3 separate regions of the Homo sapiens genome follow, and all the other regions are linked to region 2. A link is a loop called in an ENCODE intact Hi-C map of the cell type or tissue named here. Cell type or tissue: natural killer cell. All regions are shown on one strand. Region 1 has its middle 89 kb from the start of MIR223HG. Region 2 has its middle 28 kb from the start of MIR223HG. Region 3 has its middle 7.2 kb from the start of VSIG4.

Region 1 (8,000 bases), 61 kb after region 2:
ATATACTTTTGGTAAAAGGATTATAAGGAGGCATAAGAATGTGTATTTTTACCTACATTAAAAGGTTAAAAAATATTTTGTTTTAAAGGTTTAAGCAAGTTTTGAAAAGTTAATTGTAAAGGAAATTGTGTGTGTAAACATATTGGCTAAAGTTAAAGGTGTATCATCTGGTTTCTCTGTGAACTGGACATTAAAATAAAAGCACAACAGGTTTTTCTTAAAGCACTAACTTGCTCTTTAACAAAAATTATAAAAGACTAAAAAGAGTCTATAAAAATCTTACCTTATGGTCAGACATTAAAAATTGAATAAATATGTCTACAAGGTTTTATTAAAATTAAGCTTAACATTAATAACACACTAATATGAAGGTGAAATTTAGCTTATCTGGTATAAAAATAATACAGGAAGCATTGTTAAATATAAAATGGTGTTTGGCTTTCTTTGGTCTAAAAACTAATAAAAATAGGTGCTAAACAAAATTTATCAACAAGAAGGCACCAAGGACTATAAAGTCCACTGTTGATGTCCCCACATTTAAAACAAAAGATTAGTTTCTTAGAAATTATATACTTGGTTTATCCTCCACCTTCTCTTCCCTTAAAACAAGAGATCTTTTAGCACAGGCACCACCTTTGGGGTTTCCAGTACATCAGCATCAGCCTGGGGATCGTGTTCTCATCAAAGGGTGGAAAGAAGGGAAAGTCAAGCCAGCCTGGGGAGGACCCTACCTTGTGCTGCTAACCATGAGACTGCTGCTCGTACAGTGGAAAGGGATGGGTACAACACACCCAAGTCAAGCAATGTCATTATCCTCAGAATCATGGACCATTGTTCCTGGATCAAGCCCTACCAAATTAAACCTAAGGAAAGCTTAGTCTATCTTTTCCTTTCCTTTCCTTACCCAGTGCTTATATCCATTACTATTCCTACCACTAGCAACTCTAACCCCACTTTAAAGCACTTCTATGGTTTTGGAGCAGAGGTCACTGGAAAGGATCCTACAGGCTTCTTTAAGGTGTGCTTTGTTCTCCCTACTCCACCTCCTATGGCTGCCCCTTTCCCAAACCTGTGAAATCAAACTATGACTTGCCTCATGCCAAATGAAACAAGCAAGTTCTCAGTAGTAGAAATAGGAGGACTAAGGCAAACCATAGCCATTGAAACAGAGTATAAAGATGTAAATGCCTGGTCAAAATGGATTCAATATTCCACCCACAAGTTAAACTAAGACAATTGTTATGCTTGTGTGCACGGCAGGCCAGAGGCCCAGATTGTCCCTTTTCCACTAGGGTGGTCCTCCAATTGACTGGGCTTGGGCTGTATGGTAGCTCTTTTCCAGGATTCTACAGCGTGGGGTAACATGTCATGCCAAGCTCTCTCTCTGCTATATCCCGAAGTTTGACACCCTGTGGCTCAGCCCCTGGGGGCCATCCAGCTTTGATCTCTCAGAACTAAGTTCACTTCGTGTCTCTCACGACAGGGAGGAAGCTTAACATTCCTTGGAGACCTGAAGGGAGGCAGTGAGCTTAAAATTTTCAAAAGCTTACCAATTAGTCAGCCCTTATTCATCCCTGAGGAGATGTGTAGTGGTATTATGGTGGACCTTTACTGGACACTCTGCCAAGTAACTGAAGTGGTACTTATGCTTTAGTCCAGTTGGCTAACCCTTTCGCCCTGGCATTTCATCAACCAGAGAAAGAAAAAAAAATAAGACATCATAAAGCAAAAGAAGCCCCTTATGGGTCTTTTGACTCTCATATCTATTTAGACACAATTAGAGTCCCACAGGGAATACCAGATCAATTTAAAGCCCAAAATCAAATAGCTGCAGGATTTGAGTCAATATTTTGGTGGGTGACAATTAATAAAATGTAAATTGGATAAACTACATCTATTACAACCAACAGTGATCTATTAACTACACTAGAGATGCTGTTAAAGGAATAGCTGAGCAATTAGGGGCTACTAGCCAGATGGCTTCGGAAAAATAGGATAACCTTAGACATGATATTAGCAGAAAAGGGAGGAGTTTGCATCATAATTAAAACTCAATGTTGTACCTTCATCCCAAACAACTCCGCCCCTGAGGGAAGTATAACAAAGGCATTGCAAGGTCTGACTGCTCTGTCCAATGAGTTAGCCAACAACTCAGGGGTAAATGGCCCCTTTACAAGATGACTAGAAAAGTGGTTCAGTAAATGGAAAAGAATAGTAGCCTCAATTCTTACTTCCCTTGCAGCCGTAATGGGTGTACTTATTCTTGTCAGGTGCCGTGTCACACCATGCATCCATGGGTTGGTGCAAAGGCTCAAAAAATGACACTTACTGATACCTCCCTTAACTATCCTCCACCTTATCCAGAGAAGCTTCTTTTGGAAAATCAAGCAGAACAACTAAGCCAAGACATGTTAAAGAAGTTTGAAGAGAAAGAGCTGTAAGGAAATGCAAGAGGAGGGGTTGTTAGATATGAGTTCTAAATTTCTCTTCAAAGAATCAAGATGTCAGTATGTTCAATTATTTGCCTTCTACTTTTAAACTTAACTTCTTCTTAAAGCAACCTTTTTCGAGTACCTGCTCCACCCTGACTCATTCCAATTACCTGCTCCACCCTGACTCATTCTCCACCCTGACTCATTCCAATTTCCTGCTCTGCCATAACCATTTTTCCCGCCAAACCACTCACCCTGTTACTCTCTTTAAATTAACCAATCGGAATTAGTTTAGCCTGTGCATTCTAACCCTAGCCAATAGGGGAATGACACAGCAGCAGGGGACAAGTGTGTCTGGAATAAGAACCCCTTCCCCTCCCTTGTCCAGATGTGTGCTCACCATTGCTCCATCTGTAAGGCTGCACCCTTCTATAGAAGTACATTGCCTTGCTGAGAATTAAAAAGAAAATTTTATATTCAAGTGCTATTTATTTTGTGGCACTGAAACTTTATTTATAACAGTAAAATGCCACATTATTTGAATGATTTTAAAAAAACATAATCATCTCAATCAATGTAAAAAAAAAAAGCACTTGACAAATCCAAACCATTTGGTAACTTAAAGAATGCATTCAATAAACTAGGAATAAAAGGTAAATTCTTCAATATAATGAAGGGCATTAATTGAAAATCCACAAGGGAATGTTGCAGCACTACAGCCTGGATGACAGAGCCAGACCCTGTCTTAAAAAAACCCAGGGTCCCAGACCAAGATGGTAGATTAGAAGCAACTGTGGTCCATGGCACTCAAGGAGAGGAATGAAAGGGGTGAGTAAATACACACTTTCAACTGAAGTATCCAGGTACTCTCATTGGAACTAATCAGGGAAACAACTTGACCCACAGAGAACAAAAGCAGGGCAGGGCAACAGCCCACCCTGCAGTGACATGGAGCCAAGGGAACCCCCACCCCTAGCCAAGGGAAGTGGTGAGTGAATATGCAACCCCAGGAAACCACACTTCTCCTACAGATCTTTGCTACCCTCAAATTAGAAGATCCCCTCATGAGCCTTGTGCCTAACACACAGAACTGTGTGGAGTCTCAGCAGAGCAGCTTCTCAGCCACACACAGAAACCCAGTGTTATAGGAGTTATTAAGAAATTATTTTAGGCAGATAGAGAGGAAAAGGGGTCCTTGGGAAGTTTTTGTTTCTTTTTAAGCAGCTCCTGCTTAAATATAGAAAGCAGAAATGCTTCCTGTCTAGAAGGAAAGCTCCGACTCTTAGAGCTGGGCAGGAAACCTTTGATATGCAAATGCAAGCCACTAGAAACTGGGTCCACCCAAACATGGCGATTCCCACAGTTGTCCTCTTGCCCTTGCCCCGACATGTGCCTGGCAACATGGCTGCCCCCACATATCCCCACGTGTGTAGAACATCATGGTGCCCTGCATTTGCATATTTAAAAGCTAGGGTGGGAGGGCCAGTTTTTTATGGGCTACATGATGACATGCCTGGTCAAACCAATCCCCTGAGCCTTATGCAAACCAGACACTGCCTCCTCCAGCCTCCTCATATAACTAGCTGATTTCCATTGCACTCAATGTTTCCTCTCCCATCTTTGGAGCCCCACTCCCTTGGTCTCTGTATGGGGGAGCTTCTTCCTTCTTTCTTGCCTATTAAACTCTCCATTCCTTAAAACCACTTCACGTGTGTTCATGTCATTTTATCCAATTCAATTCGAGACGAAGAACCCTGGTGTTCCTCCACTCATCTGAGTTATATCACCAGGAGCTTTACATACTCCGGCCCTGGAATCCTCAACAAAGGTGAGTGCAACTCAAGCAAGGTGGGAGATTGGTACATACCCTTAGGAAGGGGGCTGAATCCAGGGAGCCACGCAGTATCAGTCTGCGGGCCCACTTCCACAGGACCTCACAAGATAAGACCACTGGCTTAGCCAGATAATAGCAATAGGATGGAGACTGCCTGAGACAGGATACAGCCCCTAGGGAAAAGTGGGCCACCATCTCTGCTGTTTTGTCAACTCAGCCATTCTAGCCTGCAGGCTTTGAAGTGCCCAAAGAGTTCGAATGAGGAAGGGTTCCCCCAGCACAGCACAGCTGCTTTGATAGAATGTGGCCAGACTGCTTCTTTAAGCAAGATCCTGGTTCATTTCTCTTCACTGGGTGGTACTTCCCAGATGGGGCCTCCAGCTACCCCTACCCATCTATATTCTATGGAAAGAACTCTGATCTCACCCTGGAATGAAGTGCCCAGAGGGAGGGGTGAACCACCACCTTGGTGGTTTGGACAACTCAGCCATCCCAGTCTGCAGGCTTTGAAGGGCCCAAGCTGACAAGATCAGAGGCAGTGCCCCAGCATGGCATCACTGTTTTCCCAAGGTGTGGTCAGACTGCTTCTTTAACAGGGACTCCGATTCATTCCTCCTCAATGGGTGAGACTTCCCAGCTGGTGCCTCCAGTCACCCCCACTTACTCATATTCTATGAACAGAGCTCTGATCTCTCCCTAGGGTGGAGTGCCTGAGGGCAGGGCAGGCCACCACGTTGGTTGTTTGGAAGACTTGATGACAGCCATTCCAGCCAGAGGGTTTTGGAGAGTCCAAGTCAATAGGGGCAGAGGCGGTTCTGCAGCATGACAAGGCAGTTTTGTCAAGGCATGGTCAGACTTCTTTTTTAAATGGAAACCTGATCCACTTCCCCTTATAGGGCATATCCTCCCAGCTGGGGCCTCCATCTATCCTCTTCCATATTCTAAGAACAGAGTTCTGATATCTCCCTGGGATGGAGTGCCCAGGGGGCAGGGCAGACCTCCACATTGGCTGTTTGGATATCTAAGCCAGTCAAGCCTGTGGGCCTTGGGGAGCCCAAATTGCTCAGGGGCTGAAGGGATCCCCAACACACCACAGCTGCTCTACCAAAAATCAGCCAGATTGCTTTCTTAAGTGGGTCCCTTATCCTTTCCTCCTGACTGGATGAGACCTCCCAACGGGGATCTCTAGCCACTTCCTACAGGCACATTTGGGCAGCCAACATGTCAGTGCCCCACTAGGATGGAGATTTCAGAGAAAGGGGCACGCTTCCATCTCTGTTGCTTTGTAGACTTCACTTGTGATACCTCCAGGTATGGGAAAAACTGAGGACTAGGGGTCGGGAGTGGGCCCCCAATGAACCAGAACAGCCCTATGGAAGAGTAGCCAGGCTGCCAAAAACAAACAAACAACAAAAACAAAATCCCCCAAAAAAACCCCATCCAAAAGACAGCAACCTCATAGATCAAAGGTAGATAATCTCACAAAGATGAAAAGGAATCAGTGCAAAAATGCTGAAAACTCAAAACTCTAGAGTATCCCCTTTCGTCCCAATGACTACAACACCTCTCCAGCAAGGGTTCAGAACTGGGCTGAGGATGAAATGGCTGAAATAACAGAAGTAGGATTCAGAATGTGGATAAAAATGAACTTTGCTGAGCTAAAAAAAAAAAAAAAAAAAAAGCATGTTGTAATTCAACACAAAGAAAGTAAGAAGCAAAATAAAAGAATGCAGAAGCTGACAACCAAAATAGCCAGTATAGAGAGAAACATAACCAACCTGACAGAGCTAAAAAACACACTAGGAGAACTTCACAATGCAATCACATGTATTAATAGCAGAATAGACCAAGTGGAGGAAAATATATCAGTTTGAAGGCTGTCTTTCTGAAATAACACAGACAGACAAGAATAGAGAAAATAATTAGAAAGAATGAACAAAACCTCTGAGAAATATGGGATTATGTAAAGAGACAAAATTTATGACTGATTGGGGTACCTGGAAAAGACAGTGATAATGGAACCAATCTGGAAAACATATTTGAGAATATCATCCAAAAGGAAGTATCCAACCTAGCAAGACAGGCCAACAATTCAAATTCAGAAAATGTGCAGAGCCTCAGTAACATGTTCCCAAGAGAAGATCATTCTCAAGACACATAGTTATCAGATTTTCAAGGAGGAAATGAAAGGAAAAAAATGTTAAGGGCAGCCAGAGAGAAAGGCCAGATCACCCTCAAAGGGAAGCCTGACTAAAAGCAGACCTGTCAGTGGAAACCCTACAAGCCAGAAGAGATTGAGGGTCAATATTCAACATTCTAAACAAATAAAATAAAGTAAAATAATAAATACATAAAAATTTTCAATCCAGAGTATCATACCTGGCCAAAATAAGCTTCATAAACAAAGGAGAAATAAGATCCTTTTCAGAGAAGCAAATGCTGAGGGAATTCATCACAAGACCTGCCTTGTAAGAGCTCCCGAAGGAAGTGCAAAATGTGAAAAAGAAAAACCATTAGCAGCTATTACAAAAACACACTGAAGTACACAGACAAGTGGCACTATGAAGCAACCACAAAAACAAGTCTGCAAAATAACAAGCTAGCCTCAAGATGACAGGATCAAATCTACACATAACAATACTAACTTTAAATGGCAATGGGGTAAATGCTCCAATTAGAAGACGCAGAATGGCAAGCTGGATAAAGAACCAAAACCCATCAGTACACTGTCTTCAAGGAACCCATCTTACATGCAAAGACACACACAGGCTCAAAATAAAGGAATAAAGGAAAATTTACCAAGCAAATGCAAAACAGAAAAAAAGCAGAAGTTTCAATCCTAGTTTCTGACAAAACAGAGTTTAAACCAACAAAGATCAAAAAAGACAAAGAAAGGTATTACATAATGGTAAAGGATTCCATTCAACAAGAAGAGCTAACTATTCTAAGTACATATGCTCCCAATACAGGAGCACCTACATTCTTTAAGCAAGTTCTTAGAGAAATTCAAAGAGACTTAGACTCCCATACAATAATAATGGGAGACTTTAACACCCCGGTGACAATATCAGACAGATCGAGACAGAAAATTAACAAAGACATTCAGGACCTGAAGTTAGTTCTGGATCAAGTGGACTTGATAAATATTTACAGGACTCTCCACCCCAAAACAAAAGAATATACATTCTTCTCATTTCCAAGTGGTACTTAGTCTAAAATTAATTACATAATTAGAAGTAAAACACTCCCCAGCAAATGCAAAATAGCTGAGATCATAACAGTCTCTCAGACCACAGCATCTTCAAATAAGAACTTAAAATTAAGAAATTCATTCAAAATCACACAACTACATGGAAATTGAACAACATACTACTGAATAACTCCTAGGTAAATAAAAAATTAAGGCAGAAATCAAGAAGTTCTTTGAAACTAATGAGAACAAAGAGACAACGTACCAGAATGTCTGGGATGCAGCTAAGCAGTGATGAGGGAAATGTATAGCAATAAATATCCACACCAAAAAGCTAGAAAGATCTCAAGTTAACAACGTAACATCACAGCCAAAAGAACTAGATAACCAAGAGCAAACAAATCCCAAAGCTAGCAGAAGACCAGAAATAACGAACATCAGAGCAGAACTGAAGGAGCTAGACACAAAGAAACCTTCAAAAAAAATCAACGAATCTAGGAGTTGGCTTTTTGAAAAAAATAGTAAGATAGACTAAAGACAGAAA
Region 2 (8,000 bases):
TAAAAAACTTGGTAGAAAAATTTTCTAAAAAAGAATAAATATACACACAGAAAAATGTCTGAAGGAATGTACACCAAAATGTTTGCAGGTTTATCTTTGGGTCGTGATGGTGGTAGAATTGTAGATAATTTTATTTTTAAAATTTACTTACCTGCATTTTTGCATTTTTCTATAATAAATATGTAATGTCTTTATAATAAAAATAATAAGTTTAAACAGTATGATAGTCACTGAGTTTGCCTAAATAAGGAAATAGCACTCCCCACCCCTACCCTCCCTTAACACACACACACAAAGTGAAGCAGAGGAAAATCCTAGATGGCTAGATGGAAATCTCTGCTCTGGGTAGAAGGGCCTTTGTCTCTGTGCTACTCAAAGTTCTGGTCAGCAAACACTGAACAGCTTATTCTGTCAGGTCCTGTACAGAGCATGGGGACTGGAGTGGGAGTGGCAGAACTACATCCAAATCCCTGCCCTAAAGTTGAACTTGTGCTTGAGGCTCCTTCAGTGTACTTCCCACTGCAATCACCTTACCCAGACACCCATTCCCTCTCTCCTCAGCCCCCACTGTTAACAGAACATACAAATACAGAAAAATAATTTCCAACACATCCATTACAGGTTCTAAATTCCTTCTGAAAAGCAACAAAGAAGCTCTGAGTCTTCTAAATAGCTACTTCTAACTTTCAGTGAGCTACTCTAACCTATTCCTTCTCTTTCAGCTCCCTGTTTCCTAGCCCCAGGAATAATCCTATTTTCTTTATCCACTCTTGGTATTTTTCTACCCTTACTCCCAGGCAAACGTACACACACAAACCTTTCTTTTTTAAAAAATACTTATATTTTCCCTTGCTATTACAGAATTAAAACTTGCTGGGAGCAGAAAACTTTGAAAGGATAGGGAGCAAAATATATGTAAAGAAAAACAATCCATCATAATCCTATAACCCAGAGGCAATCACAGTTAATATTTTTGATGCTTTTCTTTCTAGACCTTTTTTTGAGTGTGCGTGTGTATTTTGTTTCATCCTAATTGAGATCTTACTTTTCATACTATTTTGTGTTCTCCTTTATTCACTTAACACCATAAAATTGACGTTTCCCCATGTTGCTAAATATTCTTTGAAGCCATGGCTTTTAATGGCTGCATAATATCTCTTACCACACTTATTTAGTTATACCACACTTATTTAGCCACTCATCAGAACATTTTAATGTGATCCATTAAAATATCTATCATCTATCTATCATTTATCTGTCTAGATAATTCTTAAATAATTTCCTTTATAAAGAGTCTTTAAATAAGTTAAATTACACCTTCCTATCTATCCTTCTCTTTATCTCTCCTTCTCTAAAGCACTTAATAAAAAACAAACAAACAAACAAACAAAAAACCCCTCAGGCCCTTTTGCTAGTTTAATGATTCCACTAAAAGTCCTCTTCCAACCTTAGTTCTAATTTATAATAAGGCACCAGCTTAGTCTGCAACTGTTTAGAAGGAGATGAGCTTAGAATTCTTACCCTTCCATACTAAGAGAATTCAACTCTTCTGCTTTGGAGAACTCCCATTAAAGATTGACCCTGGTGAGACCTGTTGCCATGGAAAGTGTCCTGACATGTAACAGTGCTTTTGCATGCAAGTCATAAAAATTATCTAATTCTGTAAGTGGGAATTCATTCTCAGGGATGGTGTGAGGGTTTTTTATAAAAAGGATTTTTAATATTGCCCAGTGCAGTGCTTGGCATGTAGTAAACACTTAATATTGTAGTTCAATCTGCTGATAACATTCTGGTAAGCTTGAGATGATTAACTGATAAGGCAAATAATTATTTAATTGAGCCAGTGTTTGTTACACAAGCCAAAGTCTACCCTGTGGACTGGGACCATTTATTCCAGATTCAGATAATGTGACCTATTGTCAAACCCGTATTTATTTACATTTGGAAAATAGATTCATTTGAAATATGTGCCTAGATATTGCACTAAAGGTATGTGAGTGTCACCAAAGAAGTGTCTCTGCTCTTGAAACAGTGAAAATAGAATTGAAAAGATATTTATCCCTGAATAAAAAGAGACAATGAAAAGGCATTCGAGTATTCCGTGCTAACCATGATAAAAATGTAGGTGTTTTGGAGTATTAAGAAAAGGCTTTGTGGAGAACTTTGAATTAAACCTCCAAATCGCTGCACAGGTGAGGGTGGGGTGGGGGTTGCGGCTTAAGCAAAGATATAAGGAATGGAATAAACCTAGTTCCCTAGGGTAACTGACTGGGGCAAGATGTAAGGAGTGAAAGGCCCTGAATGCTGAAATTAAAAGCAAGACAAAATGAATGGCACCTTAGTATACTGGCTCTAAAATCAGACTGTCTGGGTTCAGATCTGCCACTTACAAACCATATGATGCTGTGCAAGCAATTTAACCTTTTTGGGCCTCAGTTTCCTCATCTGTTAAAAAGGATAATAATGCTACACACCTAACTCATAGTGTTTTGTGAAGATTTAAAGGAAAATTATATATATAAATAAATATGTGTGTGTGTATATATATATATATATATATATAAAATTGAGGTTCATCCCCTGTCATCAGACAAAGAGAAAGTCAGTTATCAAAGAAAAGCAGCTAATGGCAGAAGAAGCTGCAAGGACTGTTTTATCTGGTAAGAAAAACTACATTAATTATTTGGTATATTTCCAGTTCCTGAATCCATAAGCATAAATGTTGTTCAACTTGCCATGCATTTCCGAGGGTTCTCTTTATTCCCGAATAACCCTATTTTGTAGAGTAAGAATGACCTTTGACTGGGTGCAGTGGCTTATGCCTATAATCCCAGCACTTTGGGAGGCTGAGGCGGGAAGATCACTTGAGGTCAAGAGTTTGAGTCCAGCCTGGCTAATATGGCGAAACCTTGTCTCTACTGAAAATACAAAAATTAGCCAGGCATGGTGGTGCATGCCTGTAGTCCCAGCTACTTGGGAGCCAGAGGCAGGAGAATTGCTTAAACCCAGGAGGCAGAGGTTGCAATGAGCCCAGATCGCACCACTGCACTTCAACCTAGGTGAGGGAATGAGACTCTGTCTGGAAAAAAAAAAAAAAAAAAAAAAAAAAAAAGAGGACCTTTATTGAAAATTTGGCTCAGAATGGAAACATGTCACACTGACCAGAACAATGGCTCAGTGTGACTCCTCTAGCTCTCAGGACCCTGAGTCTGGAGAAATTGTGCAGGAAATGGAAATTAACCATGAAGTATGCTAATGAAAGTGTTGTTAATGAGCCTTCACTAAGCTTGTGGCTTTAGTGCTTCTTTAAGTACACTTCCTAACAGGAACTGGTAGCAAAAGCACTGAACTTGGAATCCTACTCTGCCTCCTTCCCCTAGTTGGGGGCAAGTTCATCTCTGAACCTTTGTTTCTTCTTCTGAAAAATGAGGACCTGATTTCACCTCCTTACTTCTCTCCTAGGGTTGCCGAAGAACCCAACGCTCGTGAGAAGTCTTTGTTCAAGGGAAGCCTTATACATGTGAGGAAGTAAAGTTAGGAGGCTGATAATTATTAATACATGCACCCAAATAAGATGTGGGGAAAGAAGGAGCACTATTTGGAAGTATTATGAGAATACCTGTGTGATTTGAGGCCAATGTATTGTGACCTGCATGTTTTTCATGGAACAGCAACCATCCCTGAAAATATTCTGGAGGTCAGTGGATAAATATACTTTGATAAACAAACATTTGCTTCCTACCCAATCTCTAGGCCTGTAAGTAAAGAGGAAGGCAGAGCAAACAGGACATAGTCTGCATGTTGATTTGTTTGAGGCTGGTCCAGATGTCTGGAATCTATCCCATTATTTTTCAGTTAATTTCTCCACCTTTCTCCCCCTCCTCATTTTTATCATCCGAAGGCCTAGAAGGCAGGAGACCAGGGTTTCATTCCCATTTGGTCTTGGACTCATATTATACCCCTGGACAGGCTTAAAAATAGTTTATTTTGTTATTTTTTGGCCTGCTTGACAAATAAACTAAACAACTTAGTATGTGGGGGTATGGTAATAGCCTAGAAAATGTATTTACTTATAAGCTTCAGAAATTGTGTAAAAAGAGAGAATGAGGCTAAAGTCCAGAATACTCTGCCTGGCACACAAAGGCTGCCACAATCTGGCTCCAGGCCCCACTCCCCCAACTCCTTCATCCCCTTACTCTTTATCTGAAAATGTCTTATTATTTCCCCATACCTATACCTTAGTGCTGACTGGTTCCTTGTCCTGAAATAATCTTCCCTTCTCCCTCTTCTATAACAGGTAAATTACCCTATATCCTTGATGATCCAGCACATCCAACATGACTCTATCAACAATATAATCACATTGGGTTATAATTATTTTTGTCTCTCTGTCATAAGAGACTGGGAGTTCCCTCAAAGACAGTATCTATTTATTTCTATGTCTTAACACTATTCCTACCACAGAATTGTCAACTGGCATTTATGGAAGGGAGGGTGAATGAAAAGGGAGAGATGGAATGAGGGAGAACAGAAAGGAAGAAGGGAGGAAAGTGAATTGGATAAAAACCAGAATTCCAAGTTCAGATATATGGTTTGAATTCTAATCCAGTCACTTTGTAGTTAAGATGCTTTGTAGCTGAATGTGTAGAGCAAATTAACTTCACATTTCTAAGCCTCAGTTTCCTTATCTGTAACACTGGGCTAATTCTCTCTAGGCCTGTCTGCTTCACTCACTCCACTGCATGGAATAAGGGAGGGAGAAATAAGAGAAGGTAGAGATGAAAGAGAAAACAAAGAGACAGAAAAGAAAACTGCAATCTCTGAGAAAGGGAAAAGTTTAAGGTTGGGGTAAGTGTACCTCCGGTTGTAGGAAACAAAAACCACTAGAGGGCAATGTTAACGCAGGGAAATTTTCCCTAGTAACAAAGGGAACAACCCACAACTGGATGGGCCAGGTCACACAGGAGCCAGTCCTGATGGAGCTCAGTCAGAACTGTGAATCCCCTGTTAGGTTTGGTATGTCGCACCCCAGATGACTGACATATATAAGAGCCACAGCTGCCTAGTATTCACAAATGGTAAGAGTGAGTCATTATTTGTTAGAATAAGGCTGCTTGAGATTGTTAGCGTCTATCACTAAGTTACAATGTGTTTGAGTTCTCATAAACATGCTGGAATGCCACACTTCTTCCTCCTCACAGCAGGGTCTAGAGTCTGTCTTCTTGCCTGTCAGGCTGTCTTGCATCACTACACAAACTCTAAGACCCTCCCGGGCACCATGTTTTTACTCCTTTCCATCAAGCACACATTGGATTACAGTGTTTACCTGCTCAGAAGCCACCTGGTGCTCTTCATTGCCTCCTAAAGAAAATTCAAAACTTTCAGCCTGGTTCTAAAGGTTTATTATAATCTGGTACCAACAAACTTTACCAGTGTCCCTCTTTGCCCTTTCATCAACCTCCGTGGAGCAGCCAGGCTGGACTGTTCCCTAGTCTCTGAACATATCCTCTGCATAGTTCTATTGACTTGACTTGGCTCCGTCCATTGGAATCTTCCATGAGATGAAACCTTAATTATCTTTAATGACATTGTCACACAACATTATTCCCATAGAAGCTTTCCTAATTCTACTAGTCACAAATTATCAGATGCTTGAGACTCGTCTGTGCTTTATCTATGCCTTTCACTTATGGCATTGATCACATTCTACCTTATGTTAGATTTGTTTAATTTATTTACTTATTTATTCTTTTGCTTAACATATATTGGTTGTATATTTTATATCAGTTCCCATGTGAAGGACTCATAAAAGATTAAGGCTTAATTCTGGCTCTCCAGGATCTAAGTGTCAAACTAGAGAATGACAGATATATAACACCACATTAGTTTTGCGCATGTTACGTGATAACAAAGGCACATCAAAGGATTGAGGAAGCTAGATTGGAGCCATACTGGAATGCCAAAAAAAAAAGAGATAGATAAGAAGACAGAGAGTGTATCTTCAGATAACTGCTCTATCAAATACTTAGCATGTCAATAAGTATTGACTCTATCCAGTAGAAAATGCGGCATTATAAGGGAGTTTTTAATTGGAGAGTGGGCCAAGGATTTGTGAATTGGGCCAAGGATTCCAGAGGAGATAAGAGGGGCAATTACAATACATGTCTATTTTCCCTACTAAATGTGAAGTTGCTTGGGAGCAAGAATTTTGTCTTACCAAATTATGCCCCCATGTCATCTGGAACAGGGCCTTTGTTATTGAAAGTTTATGCATTTGCGGAGTTTCCAGATTGGAAGAGACTTTAAGGATTATCTAGTCTTTGTTCTACAAATGAGAAAGGGAAACTATGAGAAATGAAGTGGGTTTTTTTCAGTCAACCAGTTTCTTTTTCTTCTTTTTAAAAAAATTATTATATTTTAAATTTCAGGAAACATGTGCAGAACGTGCAGGTTTGTTACATAGGTAAACGTGTGCCATGGTGGTTTGCTGTACCTATCAACTCATCACCTAAGTATTAAGCTCAGCATGCATTAGCTATTTATCCTGATGCCGTCTCTCCCCACCCTCCTGACAGGACCCCGTGTGTGTTGTTTCCCTCCCTGTGTCCATGTGTTTTCACTGTTCAGCTCCCACATATGAGTGAGAACATTCTGTGTTTGGTTTTCTGTTCCTGTGTTAGTTTGCTGAGGATGATGGCTTCCAGGTTGATCCATGTTACTGCAAAGGACATTATCTCATGTTTTGTTTTGTTTTGTTTTGTTTTGTTTTGTTTGGGCTGCATAGTATTCCATGGTATATATGTACCTCATTTTCTTTATCCAGGCTACCATTGATGGGCATTTGGGTTGATTTCATGTATTTGCTATTGTGAATAGTGCTGCAATAAACATATGTGAGCATGTATCATTAAAACAGAATGATTTCTGTTCCTTTGGGTATATACCCAGTAATGGGATTGTTGGGCCAAATGGTATTTCTGGTTTCAGATCCTTGAGGAATCACCACACTGTCTTCCACAATGGTTTAACTAATTTACATTCCCACCAATGGTGTAAAAACATTCCTATTTCTCCACAGCCTTGCCAGCATATGTTGTTTCTTGACTTTTTAATAATCGTGATTCTGACTGGTGTGAGATGGTATCTCATTGTGGTTTCGATTTGCAATTCTCTAATGATCAATGATGTTGAGATTTTTTTCATATGTTTTTTGGCCGCATAAATGTCTTCTTTTGAGAAGTGTCTGTTCATGTCCTTTGCCCACTTTTAATGGGGTTGTTTATTTTCTTCTAAATTTATTTAAGTTCCTTGTAAATTCTGGATATTAGACCTTTGTCAGATGGGCAGATTGCAAAAATTTTCTCCCATTCTGTAGGTTGCCTTCTCACTGTGATGATAGTTTATTTTGATGTGCAGAAGCTCTTTAGTTTAATTAGATCCCATTTGTCAATTTTGGCTTTTGTTGAAATTGCTTTTGGAGTTTTCGTCATGATGTCTTTGCCCATGCCTATGTCCTGAATGGTATTGCTTACATTTTTTTCTATGGTTTTGGGTTTTACATTTAAGTCTTTGATCCATCTTGAGTTAATTTTTGTGTAAGGTATAAGAAAGGGGTCCAGTTTCAGTTTTCCGCATATGGCTAGTCAGTTTTCCCAGCACCATTTATTAAATACGGAATCCTTTCCTGATTGCTTGTTTTTGTCAGGTTCATTGAAGATCAGATGGTTGTACATGTGTGGTCTTATTTCTGAGATCTCTATTCTGTTCCATTGGTCTATGTGTCTCTTTTGGTACCAGCACCATGATGTTTTGGTTACTGTAGCCTTGTCGTATAGTGTGAAGTCAGGTAGTGTGATGCCTCCAGCTTTGTTCTTTTTGTTTAGGATCGTCTTGGCTATAAGGGCACTTTTTTGGTTCCATATGAATTTTAAAGTAGATTTTTCTAATTCTGTGAAGAATGCCAATGGGAGTTTCATGGGAATAGCATTGAATCTATAAAT
Region 3 (8,000 bases), 60 kb before region 2:
AACATGAACAAAAGAATACATTCCCTAGCAGTGAGCAGTTTTATAAATTGGACAGTGCTTTCAAGAAAACTTGTAGAGTCTTATTCCTTGGAATATATGACCTCTAAATTTTACATGGCAGATTTGACTCCTATTTGAGTACTACAAAGGAAGAAAATTAACTACAAGATCTTAGAATGTTTATACATTCACCCATTCAATAAATATTTGTTGAGCTCCCAAGGTTTCAAGCCTATTTCTAGGCACTTGCAACATACCAGTAAATGAAATACACAAAATCTCTACCTCATAAAGCTTATATTCTAGCAGATAGTAAAAATTAGAAGTAAATTATATTTATGTTTCCTACTTTTATCTGCCCGTCTACTGCATAAGTCCAGGTTTAAGTCCCCAGATAATAAAGCCAGATCATGAGGAGGAGTTGATGAAGCATTTTGAGGACTGAGAAAAGATAATCAAAATAGAGTGTTTGGGACACATTTAAACATAAATTTGAGATAGGTAGGCCCAAGAGAAGACATTTGTAGTAGTCCAGCTGTGAGCTACACAGACCCTCAATGAGAAATTTGACTATGAAGATGAAGAGGAGAATAGCACAATTAGGCACCTGAAAGATGGGGCAAAAGAGAAGGGAAGAGTATCTAGTACCTCCAAGATTAGCTACAAGGTAACAGAAAGTATAAGCATAGGAGCAGAAGTAAATTTAGAACATTTATATTGATTGTGTCCACAGGGTATGTTTATTTGTGTCCATTTCAACATTCCTGCTCCAGCTGGGTTTTGTCAGCTTTTGCCACTTCTGCTTTGCTCCCAAACCAGTAAGATATAAGAATTTAGTTTGCTCAAGGGTTCTCAACTTCTGTGGTCAGTGAAAGTCCATGACCTAGCAGGACACACAGCTACTCTTGGCTCACCCCGGAAATATCCCAGGACAGAACATAGGGGGTTCCACTTCCACTTTCCAGTCCCTAAAGCAAAGAAACAGTCTGGGTGTGTGAAAGGCAATGGCTGTGCAAGAGACTAAGGGATGTACCAGAAAAAGTTCACTCTCCACTTGAATTAATCTGGACAGTGTTGTGCAATATGAAAGAGCACAAATTTGGAGTCACACAGAACCTGGTAAGATTCATGGTTCCACGATGTGTGACTTTGGGGAAGTTAGTTAACTTCAGAGACTCTGCTTTATCTATAGAGTAATAATAACTGACAGATTTGGGATAATGCATGTAAAAATGCTTCAGTTTCCAGTAAATTTTAAGAATAGAGATCTAAGGCTTTCCCTATCTGGGGAGCTCCTTTGTAGGTTACCAGATATTCTGTTCCTCATGGGGAGGTTTAATACAGTTTCTGCTCATCTTACTTGCTACTCTGACAAAGTCACCAAACCATTATTTGAACGTGGATTGTCAATCTTCTTACCTTCTCTTCTGATTTTAGAAACAATGTGTAAAAATTATTAAAAATTGTAGTATAAAGCAAAATAACTGATATTTATTGCTTACATTTTAAATAACTGATATTTATTAGTTACATTAGTTATCTTCAAGGTAACTTTATGAAATACATACAAATTTTAGCCCCATTACATATGAGAAAATGGAAACCAACTTATATAAGGCCTCATGCCTTAGTAATTAGAAAATCTAGGATTAAAACTCAGTTTTCCTTTTTTGTTGAAACTGAAAGTCCCCCATAAACCTACCCCACAGAAAACAATTTGTTGTCTGCCCTTCACAGAATTTTTCTATGCATATATTAACCTATATTTTTCAACAAAAATGGACTCATACATTCTTGTTTAAATTTTACTTTCTTCATCTATAATATGTTGTAGGCATCTTTCTGTATGTGTACATATAAAACTACCCCCATTCTTTTTAATAGCTTTGTAGTATTCTTCAGTATATTGATGAACTAACATTTATTTAAGCGATCTTTTATTGATAGGCATTTAAGTTGCTTCTAAGTTTTCCATATTACCATCGATGATGCAATAAACATCTTGTATTTCATCATACACTAGTGTAAATGTTTCTGTTGAATAACATCCTAAAACTTTAATTGCTCAGTAAAATTTTTTTATCTTAATAGGTATTATCAAATTACTTTCTAGAGTGGTGGCAACAGTCTAAACTCCAACCATCCCTGTATGAAAGTGTCTTTTTCCCTACACCTTCAACAAAAATGGGCAGCATCAATTGTTTTTATACTTTGGCTATTATAAGTGAGGTTTAGCATATTTCTATGTGTTCACTAGCCAAACATATTACTTCTGGTGCAAATTGTCTCCTGAGTGTTCATTCTTTCATTAGTTGACTTAAATTATTCTTACTTATTTGTAGATGCTATAATGTATAATGGATATTTTATGGTATTTTCAAATGCATTCGTTTTGTCTGATTATTAAAATTGTACATTTTAATTGTAGAAAATCAGAAAATGGAACAAAGTAAAAAGTACAAAAGAAAAATTATTTTAGGTCTACCAATTAAAATATATATCTGATGCATACTTGAAGAAAATTATAAAAATAAATTATTAAAGAAAATATATGATTATTAGAAAAATTTGAAAATACAAAAAATTATAAGAAAAAAATTAAACATTATCTGCAAGCTCGTCATACTTTTAACCTAGTTTGGATTATGGCTTATGTACAATTTCATATTCTGCTTTATTACTTAACAGTTTATTACTTAAAAGTTTATTACTTAAACTTTTTCCCAAGCCATTAAAACTTTTTCCAAAACTGTAATGAATTTTTCAACAGCTTCATTGAGATATAATTTATAGAACATAAACTTTACCCACTTAAAGTGTACAGTTCAGTGGTTTTTAGTATATTCACAGAGCTGTGTAACCTTTGCCATAATCAATTTTAGAATATTTTCACAACTCCAGAAAGAAATCTTATACCCATTAGCAGTCACTTCCCATTTTTTCACTGGCCCTAAGCAGAAATTTATCCTAACCCCATGCAGCAATAAACCTACTTTATGACTCTAGATTAATTTGCCTATTTTTTGGAGAACTTTTAATGCTGGCTTATTTGTTTCCACCTACTAATATGGGCATGGATGCCTTGAAATCCTCCAGATAGTATGTGCTTAGGGAAAGCAAACATAAGATTAGTACAGCAGAAATGTTATTACATTTTTTGTATTACATGCATTTGGGTATAGCATAGGTCAAATCCTGTCCTGAAGAAAACAGCTGCCTCACATCTGGGGTCTGCAGTCTAGCAAACTAGTCAAGGCTAGAGATGCTAAAAATGAAGTTATTCAACTGTACAAAAGTCGTCCTGCTTCACCCTGAACTTCCATTTGGAACAACCTCCTTATTTGCTCTTAATTCTTCCTATAAAAGACCTACACTGATGGTGTGCATAGTCCCAGGTACTCAGGAGGCTGAGGGAGGAGGATTGCTGAGCCTAGGAGTTTGAGGCTGGAGTGAGCGGTGGTCATGACACTGCACTCCAGCCTGGGAAAAAGAGGGAGGTTCTGTCTCAAAAAAAAAAAAATGGAAAAGGAAAAAGACCTACCCAATCCTCAAAGTATACTGGAAATGCCATGACCTACCCCCTCAAAGCCTTTCCTGACTCTGAGGGGAATTTGGATCTTTGTTTCCTTGTAGTTTTATATTAGTTTAACCTCCTAGGATAGTACCTTCTACATTCAATTTGGTTATACCTAACAGACGGAACCTGACACATATGAGTCCCTTGGCTGGGCCTAGAGTTACAGAGATAAAACTCATAGTACAAGAGTCAGTATTGGATAGTGGTAGCCAGAACATGGACTCTATCCTTAAACCGTATAGGTTCAATTCCCAGCTCCATTTCAAATTAAATTTGGAGCCCAGGCCTTGAGCCTTACACGCTTTGTAAAATGTGAATAAATTAGTACCTTTCTCATAAAGCTACTATGAAGGAATGAAGGAGAAAATTTTTGTAAGGTCCCTAACACAAGCCTGACATACACAGTAAGTACTCGAGTCTTTTGATGAAATTAATTGGATTTAAATTGAAAGTCCATTTAAGAGGAACCAGGAAAAAGGCTTGCAGGCTTAGCCTACCAGGGATCTTCCTAGGCTGTTGTTTGTTGAACTCTCCAAGTCAGTAGGTAGAGTGGGTGGAAGTAGGAAAATGACAAAATTTTTTCAGTTTATGTATCACATCCACCCACTCACAGCCACAACTGTCTCACTTCCTCTTTTTCTGTCACCTTAAAAACCAGAGCTCAAAAAACACTGCTTCTTATTGTTCAATCAAAAATAAGGGCGGTGGCATATAGTTTATTTTTTGTTTGTTTTCCATTCTGCATGCATGCATGTAACCAATGGATCCCAGCTTGATTTTCAAGTACACTCTTGGTTGTTTTAGTTGACTGATTAATACTATTAGCTTTTCACTTCAGAGAGAGCAACTAGGGCTCAGTAAGGACAAAGCAGCTCCACTCTGTCCAGTCTAGAAATGGCCTCTCCCAAATGCATTTTTGAGGGTAATTTCTTAGAACCTGCATAATTAGAGGATGTAGCAGCACGAGTGGCAGTGTGATGTAAATAAAGGTAGTCTGGGTTCTAGTCCTACCTCTGCCACTGATCTTCACTGTGTATCATTAAACACATTCTATTCCATCACTAAGCTTCATGTTTTTCCCCTGTGAAGTCAAGGCGAAGGAGGAGGACTCATTGTGGTCTCAAAGGGTCCTGTAGGCTCTGACTTTCTGTGATTTTAAGTATGGATCTAGAATTGGTGGTGAAGGAGAGAGTTGAGTGCCACATAGAACTCTCAGCTCTCCATCCTTAGATACCTGCTTCTTTCTGCACTTTCCTATACTGAGGGATATGACAATCTCCCATGGCTTCACCATCACATGTCTTTGAATGATTGTCAAAGTTCTCCCTCTAGGCATGATCTCCCCTGAACTCCAGTCCTACCTTCTTCACCCTATGAGGACATCTCACTGCAGGAGTCCCATCATCTCTGTTTCCACATGGCTAATCCCAAACTGTCTTCTGCTAAAAATAACCCCTCCCCTTGAACACTTTCTGAGCTCTGTTTATGGCCTTATTGTTGCCCAGGACAGCCATATCTACAACATGAGTAGTATTTATGCTTTCCACTTAGCCATGATTCACTCTGCCACATAACCAAAACCTAGTCACTCTTCTTTCCACAGTCTCTGGCATCCACCCCTTATACTCTGATTTCACTGTCACTGTCCTGCATTTACTCATTTGTTGCAAATCCAGACTGGTACCCCTGCTTCTACTCTTGCTCATCTATATTCTACAATAGAGAAGTAAGGGCAATCCTTTTAAAACACAAATAAGATTGTCTCATCCTCCTGTTCAGATCCCTCCAATTGTTCCTTATCTCAGAATAAAAGTTAAAATCATTTAAATGCCCTACAAGAACCTGCATAATATACTCTCCCTCACCCTTTTCCGTTCCCATCTTATCTTCTCCCAATTTTCTCCTTCACTCCCTCTGCTCCAAACCCACCTCTTTGAACATTCTAGGCATGTTCTTGCCTCAAAGTCTTTGCGCTTGCAGTCCTCCATGCCTGGAATTATCTTTCCTCAGATATCTGCTAAGCCTACTCTCATATTTCATTCAGGTTTGTTCAAATATTATTTCCTCTGAGAATACATGCTATCTCGTTACTCTCTGTATTAGTGTTACATCACTGTCATAACAAATTAGAACAACTTTACTGGCTTAAAGCAACATAAATTAACCATCATACAGTCCTGGAGGTCAGAAGTCTGCCATGAATCATATTGAGCTACAATGAAGATGTCAGAGGACTGCATTCCTTTCTCTAGGGTCTAGGGCAGAATCCATTTATTTGTTCTCTCAAGCTTCTAGAGGCCACCCCTTTTCCTTGACACATGTTTTCCCTTCCTCCATCTTCAAAGTTAGCAGTGTTACACCTATTTGTGCCTTTCTCCCATAGTCACATTTCCCCCTACCTAACTGACTCCTCTGCCTCCCTTTTCCACTTTTAAGGACTCTTGTGATTGCAGTGGACCCACCTGGGTAATCCAAAATAATCTCCCTATGTTAAGGTCAATTGATTTGCAACCTTAACTCCATCTGCAAATTTAATTCTCCTTTGCCATGTAACCTAACTTATTCACAGGTTCTGGGGATTAGTATACGGACATCTTTGGGGGTTTAGTACTCTGCCTATCACACTCTTACACTGTCTATCCCATAGCTCTGCTTTATTTTACTTCATGGTACTCATCAACATTTGACATATTATATACAATATACATATTTGTTAGCTAGATAGACATAATCAAGAAAATCAAATCTTTCTATGAAGCTTGTTAAAATATTTCCCCTTCCCCAAGACAATCATTTTCAACTTTGTTAGCTGTTTTTTTTTTTTTTTTTTGGCCAGTGTTTGACTTCATATCTCTGAATAACATGCTCATATTGCTATTGTTATTCTTAAAAATCTAGCTCTAATTCACTCCCTCACCTCTATTCACCCAAGTCCTGCACATACATATATGAGTATTTCCTGTCTTCATATTCCACAACTTATTATTAATAAATAAATTATTTATAGACAATGTTGGTGGTGAGAGCAAGATTCAGTGTTTATGTTACTGGTATATCATGGCTGAGCCATATAATATATAATTATATAATGATTGATTTTCCTTTTGATATTTGCTTGGTTGTTTTTTAAACTTTTTTCTTTCTATTAAAATTTAAGTTTCATGTCTGTTTCTTTATTACTATATCCCCCAGGACCTAGAACAGTGTCAGAAACATCAAAAGTGCATTATATGCATTTATTCAATACCTATTATATGCCTGGTCTTACGTCTAGGGTCTTGTAAATATCTTCATCATGGCTTCTTTCAAACTACCAACACAATGTCACTAAACACAGAGTTAGGAATAAATTCACACAATCAGCTCTTAGAATTTAAGTTGTCTCTAGTACACCATTGGTTGAAATCCAGTCACCTAAATTTCTGTCTATTCCCTTCCTCTTCCCTGCTACAGAACTCCTAGGGATCCCCAGAACATAGGTTGAAAATCCATGGGTGAATATGACACCTTTAGAGTATAGATGGGAACACTGAGGCCTAGAGAGGTGAATGAACCCGGGTCTCCTAATGCCCATTCCCATGCTCTTTCCACTGCATTATACAACCAATAGTCTAATTAGTCTCTCAGTTTTCTGCTTCCAATTTCCCCATCCTATTCCATTGATATTCTGCAAACAGATTTGGTCCTAAGAAGCTGCTTTCAACCGCAGCAGGCCCCCGTTTCACCATAGAAGTTTCTACGGCTCCCATAGAAGTCTTTAAGATCAAGTCTAGGCATTTTGGCCTTATTTTCAATACCCTCCACAATCTGGCTTAGCTTTTTCTTCTCCTGCCTTTCTAAATATACACCAAGCTAAAGTCCAACTGACTCTCCCTGTTCATCAGAATCATTCTTGCCTTTGATTGCCTCTGGACTTTGGCTCTTTCTCTACCACTTACCTGGAATTTTTCCCCATCCTCTTTGCCTATCCAATGCTAACCAAATCTCACATCCCAGCCCACACTCCAGCTCCTCTAGAAAGCTTTCCTAAACCACTGAAGTCCATAGGGATTGCTACCACTTCTCAACTCCCATTGTACAAAACAGTTTCTGCCATTCCTTTGTCCCTTAATATGTAAGGCCTGTTATTGTTAGTTTTCTTCTAAACCCTCATGTTTATCTTTCTATGTATTTTTAGGTTGATGTTTATATGTGTATTTCTCTGTATATGTATGTTATATCTGTGTTTTTATTTAAGTGTTCATATGTTTATATGCATGTATTATCTACCTATGTCCTGCTTAAGTGTATGAATCTGTGTTTCATTGCTTGTTTTCTCATGTCTATGTGCAGGTCTATGTGTATTTGTGTGTTTGCATGCATATTTTGTGTGTCTGTGCTTACATGTCTCTGTGTGTATATTTTGTGTGTTGTACATCAATGT

What was found. Peaks named below come from ENCODE experiments on the same cell type or tissue, not always from the same donor. Only the 100,000 strongest peaks of a DNase experiment are listed, where the experiment ranks them.
Region 1: it touches region 2 in a loop (2.2-fold over the local background); 4 of 110 quality-filtered maps call a loop at or near these places.
Region 3: it touches region 2 in a loop (9-fold over the local background); 2 of 110 quality-filtered maps call a loop at or near these places.

Annotation. Positions count from the first base shown.
Region 1 is chrX:65,922,239-65,930,238 of GRCh38, reverse strand. No RefSeq gene overlaps it. Among named protein-coding and RNA genes, the nearest start is that of MIR223HG, 89 kb to the left of the region's middle. RefSeq lists an enhancer at 3,524-3,723. In natural killer cell, no CTCF peak of the experiment used is centred here; DNase peaks (open chromatin) are centred at 3,448 and 3,768; H3K27ac peaks cover 1,435 bases.
Region 2 is chrX:65,983,328-65,991,327 of GRCh38, reverse strand. No RefSeq gene overlaps it. Among named protein-coding and RNA genes, the nearest start is that of MIR223HG, 28 kb to the left of the region's middle. In natural killer cell, CTCF peaks have their summits at 4,479, 4,681 and 4,882 (motif pointing right); a DNase peak (open chromatin) is centred at 4,937; H3K27ac peaks cover 1,536 bases.
Region 3 is chrX:66,043,263-66,051,262 of GRCh38, reverse strand. No RefSeq gene overlaps it. Among named protein-coding and RNA genes, the nearest start is that of VSIG4, 7.2 kb to the right of the region's middle. RefSeq lists an enhancer at 4,592-4,641. In natural killer cell, no CTCF peak of the experiment used is centred here; a DNase peak (open chromatin) is centred at 4,192; H3K27ac peaks cover 2,796 bases.